2 separate regions of the Homo sapiens genome follow, and region 1 is linked to region 2. A link is a contact called in ENCODE Hi-C data. All regions are on one chromosome and are shown on one strand. Each heading gives the region's core, a stretch centred on a gene start or an enhancer-like site at or near the end of the contact. The rest is flanking DNA. Distances are from core to core; before and after follow the strand shown. Region 1 has its middle 47 kb from the start of PARVA. Region 2 overlaps PARVA (parvin alpha).

Region 1 (3,594 bases), core at 1,006-3,505, 82 kb after region 2:
TGTGACTACTGCACAACTACTTGCTTCCTGGGAAAGGGGAATTGGCTCATTTACTGCTTGCTATAAAAGCTGCTGAGTCCTTTTCCTGGGGCTCCCTAGCTATGGGACAACTCACTGCACGCACAGGTGCCATCTGGGCTCATCATGTCACACCATGGGACTTGGGAACAGGGCAACTTGGGCTACCGAGCTGATGTTCCTGCTGTTTGCTATGCTGTGAATAATAAACTCTCTTGCTCTGATGTACTGACTTTTGTTGTTTACTTTTTGCACCTACATAGTTGTGGCAAACAACCCAAGTTCCTTGCATGCTTAATCATCCACTTTGAAGTCTTATTACTCCTGACCATTATCTATAAGGTTGGTGTCCTTTTCTGACAATATCCCATTATATTATGTGACAAAATAATATTATCTGTGTTTCTGTGTTCATGGCTACCTGTATTTAGAGAGACTCCTTTAGAATCACAGAAGATCTCAACCCTTCCCCTGCTCTGCTGACTTATGAATGCACAGCAACCAGCCATGTCTAATGATGGATGAAAGGGTACAACCTTTAACTCACTGCCTTCAAGTACCTTTTGAGAACAAATAGTTATGGAAGGAAACCTAAAGAATATCTATTTCCTAAAACCCATTCCCAAATTGTGGCAGAGTGTCAGAGAGGCATGCCTCAAAACCCATAGTCTGCTATCTTTGTTGAACAGCTTTTATTGCATTACTGTTTTTTGGGGGCGGTGGTGGCGGGGGTGTGGGAGTGATAACAATGAGTCCTCATTGAGATCCTTGTTTGGATCAGGCATGCAAAATTCATGTATTACAAATATTTAGAGAAACCGGCTTAAATCTCTTGTAGGGAGTATAGTTACAAATGAATGTGAATGGATGAACAAACAAATAAATACAATTTGAGAAGTCATTGACCATCCAGCTGTGTTTTATAATAATAGGGACATAAAAGAAAAGAGAAGGAATATTTTTGGATACCTATTTTATTTCAGGCCCTTTTGTGGGTGCTTTACTAACATTATTTCACTTCATCTTTTCTTCATACCACCTCTGTGAGGTTGGTATTATTCATTCAATTTTACAGATGAGAAAATTTCGCAGAAAAGTAAATAATTGTATAAGGACTACATTGGGATTCAAACTCAGGAGTGTCTGATTCTAATGCCTGTGCTCTGTCCAGGACACCTCACTGTACATTATCCAGGAATTTTTATTCCTCGGGTCCTCAGCAGCAGTGAAAACCATGGAGTGTAAGCTCAGCTACCTCCCCGGTCCTGGAGAGGCTTTCGCTAGCATTTCTCACATAATGTGTGCTCCTGCTGCCACCTGCTGGCACTTTGTGCATCCTAATTTTTCTTGGTAAACCCCTCAATCTCCGGGAAGAAGAAACCATCTGGCTCCAAAAAAGGCAAGAAGCTCCATGCAGACAACTAGCTGGTAAATCTTCCCCAAAGCTGGTAAAGCTATAAGGGAATAATTATTCTCATCGACCTCCCCTGGGGAGAAATCCTTTCTCTTTCGAAGTTACTCAGTTTTCATCAGATTCCAGGTATTGAAAGAAAGCCCAGATTGTGTTATCCAGACCATTTAAATTTGAATGGTGGTCTCTTGCTAGACTGGGGTATTCCATGCCCCTAGTATGTAACACTGATCATCATATTGACAAGCAACAAGCCAGTAGGTAACAGTGCCTCAACCAATAAGAGTCTAAGTGGCTGCAGAGCTGGGCTTGGCCTCTTTCCAGAAGGTGGTAGGGCCCCCAGGAATCAGGTTACTGCATATCCTGGTCCTTCACCTGGGCAGCTAGGACCAAGAGGGGACTCTCTTACCTCTGTCAAAGACATCACACACACAGACACACACATACAGACACACACACACACACACACACACACACACACTCTCTCTCTCTCTCTCTGTCTCTCTCTCTCTCTCTCTCTACCCCTCTCTCTGTCTCTCTCTCTCTCTGTCTGTCTCTCCCTCTCTCTCTCTCTCTGTCTCTCTCTCTCTCTCTCCACGTCCTGCAAAACATAATGATTTGTCATCTGGGGTGGATTATTAGATTTTTGTTTTCCTTTGTTTCCCTTTCCTTGACAAAATGGGGAAAAACCCTTCCCGGGGGCGGGAGAGCTTATTTCTGACTGCTGTAAAAAAAGAAAGCAGGAATTGTTGTCACGACAATGAGGAGCTCATCAAAGCCTCATTTTGCTCATCAGCCATCATTGCCCTCCATCCCGCACCCCCGCATGTTCCTCTAATTCAATGCCCGCCTAATGAATAACTCCCAGAACAAAAGCCCCTTTCAGGCTGCCTACATAATTATCAGAGGAGCCTTGCATAACTGTCGCAGACTACTCATGTTTTCAGGTCTGTCTCTAAATTTGGTTATTCACAACCTTTATAGCTCAATATTATTGCCTAACTGTGATCATTTTCTAATTATCCTAATAATACCTATTAAATAATTCCCATTAAATCACTTGAACCGGAGCAGCACAGGCCAGCTCAAATACAACTTAACCTAATAAGCGTTGGTCATTCATTAAGCAACAGGGCAATCTCTTAAAGGGACTGAATAGAATATTAAACCACCAAGGAATATTATTATTGCACAAATGTTATTACAAGTTAGAGTATATTAATTTTGGTGGCTGGTCTGCAAAACTTCCATTTGGTTGCTTTTGAGGCCACTCTCCCGTCTTGACTCTTTTAGTCTCCAGCCCCTTGTTGATCTGCATCTGTCACCCACACAAGGACAATCATGGGAAAAAGGCCCATAAACTTAACAGGGGAATTAAATTACCAAGGATATAAAGGGAATGAATGGAATCCATCTTCTGTCTGGCTTGGCACACCTCCGAAACATCACAAGCTGGCCAGATTTCTTTTGCTATAACTCAAACTAGCTCTCTCTTTTCTTTTTTTTTTTTTTTTTTTTTCATATTTGGGGATGAGGAAGATTTTCAGAAGATGCTTTACAATTTTGGTTTCTATCATTTAAATTTCAAGCAGTAAAAATTAGACAAATTCTTTAAAAGAAGATGTGTGTGGATACTTAGTAATATTTTGTAAAATGATATGAGTAGTGTTTACTAAATGCCTACAACCTAGGCAATACTCCGGTAGAGACTTTGCCTATCAACACTTCTAATTCTCAAAATGACCTGATAATATGGGGATTATTATCTTCACTTTTCAGATAAAAAATCTAGGACCAGAGAGGTTAAGTGATTTTCCCAGGACTATTCAGCCTAAGCGGAGTGGAATAGAATTTGAACACAGGGCTTATTGGCTTATTGGCGCCCACAGCTCCCCACTTCCCACCATGCCACCTCTTGGCCTGTGTTGCTGGCGGCAAACTGAAGCACGCCCTGGCTTTTCTGGTTTTTCCTCTTCTTTTCTAATGCTCTCACTGAGATCAGCAGATTGTCAAAGACAAGGACCAGAGCCTTCTGGACTGGGAATATGACCAAGCACCAAACAAGGGCAGTTCATTCTACCAAAAGTCCCACAGCAGCTGTAGAGATGGACAGTGACTCTCAGTCCAGGCAGCAAGAAACTCTTTATATTTGTAATAAGCCTATT
Region 2 (3,412 bases), core at 427-2,926:
AGCTTGGAGAAGTGAACTTGAAGATGTGCCACGCACGGCTGCCGTGTGGCCCTGGAATCCCAGGGGCCCAGCCAAAGGCAGGGTACACGTCTGGTCCTGAGAATGTGGGCAGCTTTGAGAGGGACTTAGGCTATGGCATGAGACAAAAGTCCAAGAGGTTTTTGAATATCCTCCTTAAGTTACTGTTTTGTGCAGAAACTGCTTTGTTCTCTGGTTACAAACTTTCTCCTGTTCAAGAAACCTGTCCATGGGTGATTAATGTCTTTCAGCTGGGGGCTCGAGTGTTCTCCAAGTTTGGTTCTGGGCTCTGCTGTTTAGAATCCCCACCTTGGGAAATAGAGGCAAGAGAGCCTTCAGGACAAGGAGCCGCCTGTGCCAGCTCCCTGGAGCCTACGGGGCACCTCACCTGACTACTGAGGTTAAAGCAGAGGAGAGGTGCACGTAAGATCATGTGCAGCTGGGTCAAAACCCTTGGAAGGAGGAGTCTGCTTCTTAAAAATGTGTGAGTGTACAGGTTCCATCATAACACTGCTTTTAAAGTAAACTACAAGAATCTTTTGAATACAAACCATATCGCATTCTAGCAGACATCCCTCTGTATTTTCATTTGCCTACATGAATGCTAGGAAGCCCATGGCCCAAAACAGTAAGATATTCTCATCCTTTTGTCATTATTATTAATGATGGATGTACTTGTAATGCCTATACATTTCTGCCTCGTGTGATAATCCCTTCCCTTCCCCTGGAGCACAGTCATGTTTTAAGATTGGCAACTATTTTATATCCTTTTGAGGCATGTTTGGGTGATTGGAAAGGGTTCAGATCTTGAAGCTGGACAGAATCTGATTTCTAGCCTTAACAAATCATGCAATGTTCCCGGGCCTCAATTTCCTCATCTATGAAATGGAGATAATATCTTTGTGGCAGAATGGGCAGAGATTATCCTGGCCTAATTCCCCTTGTATGCCCAAAGACAAATGCCTGGCACAGGCAGACGCCTGCATCCCAATGCCTGGCACAGAGTTGGCACCCAATGCACAAGAGCTATTGTTATTATTACTCTTAATAACACAACAAAAAAACAAAACAGTGGATGTTACTGACCAGAGCAATTTCTAATTCCAGCTTCATTATTTCAGATTAACTCAGCTGTTTTCCCCTCTTCTTATAGAATTCAAAAGAAAAGCCCTGAGATTTTGGCTCCAACTTCTCAGTGATACTTTTGGCCTTAGGAATATCTATTAAGAGTTTGCGATCCAAGGAGAACTATTAACACTGGCGTGGAAAGGGAAATTAGGAAGTCTGAATGAAGTAAAGGTCTGCTTGCGCATATAACAAGACCATTTTTCCTGCAAATATTATTTTCTTGGCTCTCAGGATCTTTTGTCCCTTTCTCTGTAGGCTGGGACCTCTGGGGCAAAGGACAGTGAGGGGCCCACACATGTTTAAAGAACAGGCTGGTACATCCTGTCCTTGCTACAGAGCCTGGCACATCAGTAGCAAAACAGACCTCTCTTTTGACACACTTTCTTTGAGGATTCTGCCAGACCCAGGCTTGCTGCTGAAGCCACCACTGAGCCTTCCTCTCGGCCTGGGCTGGTGAACTGCATCCCGGAGCCCCCTGGTGGTCCTTTCCATACTCACACCTCATTCCCACACCCTCTGGGGCAGGGAGAAAACGGCCTTAAAAGACCCACCCAAGGGTTAATCTCTGGTATCCATCATCCACTGGGGCACCCCATTTTCTTAGGATGAAGGCAACATGCTCTGTGTTAAAGATGGTATAGAAATGGCACCTTTCTCTAACATCAAGAGTCATTCATTAAGCATCTCTTAAGCACCTACTGTGTGCCAGGCTCACGCTGGACATGAGGAATAGAGGATTATGACTCAGCTCCTGCTCTTAAGAAGCTTCCAGTGTACAGGAAGAGGCAGACATGAGAGCTGAGAAAGACAATAGAGAGATGTGCCCAGGGAACCCTAGGGACAGTGTCAGTCTCTGTAAGGAAAGTGGGAATTGCATCAGGGAGGAAGGATAAGTTAAACTGGATCTTAGAGTCTTTGCATAGAGATTAGAAAGAAACTAGGCAGGCAGAGAAAGGAGGGAAGGCATTCCTGGGGGATGAGTCGATATGCCTCAATGCCCGGACCTATTAGGGGAATGCTGAGAAGCTGGGGGTGCCTGCAGCAGGAAGGAGTGATAAAGCAGGCTGGTGATGTGGGCAGGGCTTGGAGTGAGAAGACCTCGTAGGTCACACCAGGGAGTGTAGACTTGATCTTCTCCAGTGATTTTTCAAACCATGTTTTTAGACTCCCCATAAACATCTGATTCTAATTTCATGGATGCTGAGACCAAGGGAAAACTGGAGTGGTCATCCATAATCTGCTAACTTTACATTTCTGTGTTCAATTCCGTCTAACCATGAGAAGAATATCAGATAAATTCTAGTAGAGGGGCATCCTACAAAACACCTGACCAGTACTCCTAAAAAGTGCCGAGGCCATCAAAAACAAGGAAAGTAAAAAAGCTATTATAGCCAAGAGGAACCTAGGGAGGCGTGACAACCTAATGTACTATGGTACCTTCCCTGGTGGAACCCTGGAACAGAAAAAGAAATCTATTAGGGAAAAACTAAGGAGTTTTGAATAAAGTATGAACTTTAGTTGATGATTATGTATTAACATTGGTTCATTAATTATAATAAATGTACCATACCAATGTACAATGTTGGCAATAGGGGAACTGGGTACAGGGCCTATGGGAACTCTCTGCACTATCCCACAATTTCTTGTAAATCTAAAACTGTTCTATTAGGTTGGTGCAAAGGTAATTGTGGTTTTTACCATTAAGATGGCAAAGATCGCAATTACCTTTGCAGCAACCTAATAAAAAGTGAAATCTGTTTTTAAAAATCCTTTGTTCATCCAAACAGCCAAATTATTGTCACTGATAAGCTTTATAACTGTTATAAGTTAGAACTTAGAAAATTAACTTGTGCTCTAGTAACATTAGCTAACATTTATTTGGTAGCTATACCAGGCCAGGTACTCTGCTAAGTACCATACTTGATCTCCACAACAGCCTCATGAACTAGGGATCGTCAGTATCACACCCCCATTTTACAGCTGAGAAAAGTGAGGTACGGCGAGGTTAGACAGCTTGCCTGAGGTTATACAGGTAAGTGGCAGAGCCTGCATTTGGACCCAGGTCTGTCTGATGCCAGAGTCCAGATGCTTAATGATGAACATTCCATGCGATACTTTATTGAAAAAGAAGGGTCCACATAACTTTCATTTATTTCTTTCTTTTTAACACTGAAAGCCATAGCTATAGATGGGGTGGGGAGAAGAAGGGATCCTCAGTAGTTTTCCACTGGAGGAGGAACTAGGTCAGAGTTTGGTTTGGGAATGA

Evidence for each region. Hi-C counts contacts between places; a loop is a spot of excess contacts on that map. Pooled maps may share reads with other maps.
Region 1: a loop to region 2 is called in a map of Calu3, with 10 times the contacts of the local background. The contact joins two enhancer-like sites. A Hi-C loop is called at or near these places in 18 of 168 maps with a recorded cell type or tissue (CD4-positive, alpha-beta T cell, CD4-positive, alpha-beta memory T cell, CD8-positive, alpha-beta T cell and 10 more), 2 of 37 single-sample maps with no recorded cell type and 27 of 50 pooled maps.

What each region holds. Positions count from the first base shown.
Region 1 is chr11:12,329,217-12,332,810 of GRCh38, reverse strand. It overlaps a transcript of MICAL2 not described here. Among named protein-coding and RNA genes, the nearest start is that of PARVA, 47 kb to the left of the region's middle. RefSeq lists an enhancer at 1,840-2,341. Within about 2 kb of position 2,255, at least 3 of the 41 ENCODE cell types and tissues checked have a DNase peak (open chromatin) inside an H3K27ac peak, as active enhancers do.
Region 2 is chr11:12,410,680-12,414,091 of GRCh38, reverse strand. All of the region lies in intron 1 of PARVA (parvin alpha), which reads right to left. Among named protein-coding and RNA genes, the nearest start is that of PARVA, 35 kb to the right of the region's middle. Within about 2 kb of position 1,676, at least 24 of the 41 ENCODE cell types and tissues checked have a DNase peak (open chromatin) inside an H3K27ac peak, as active enhancers do.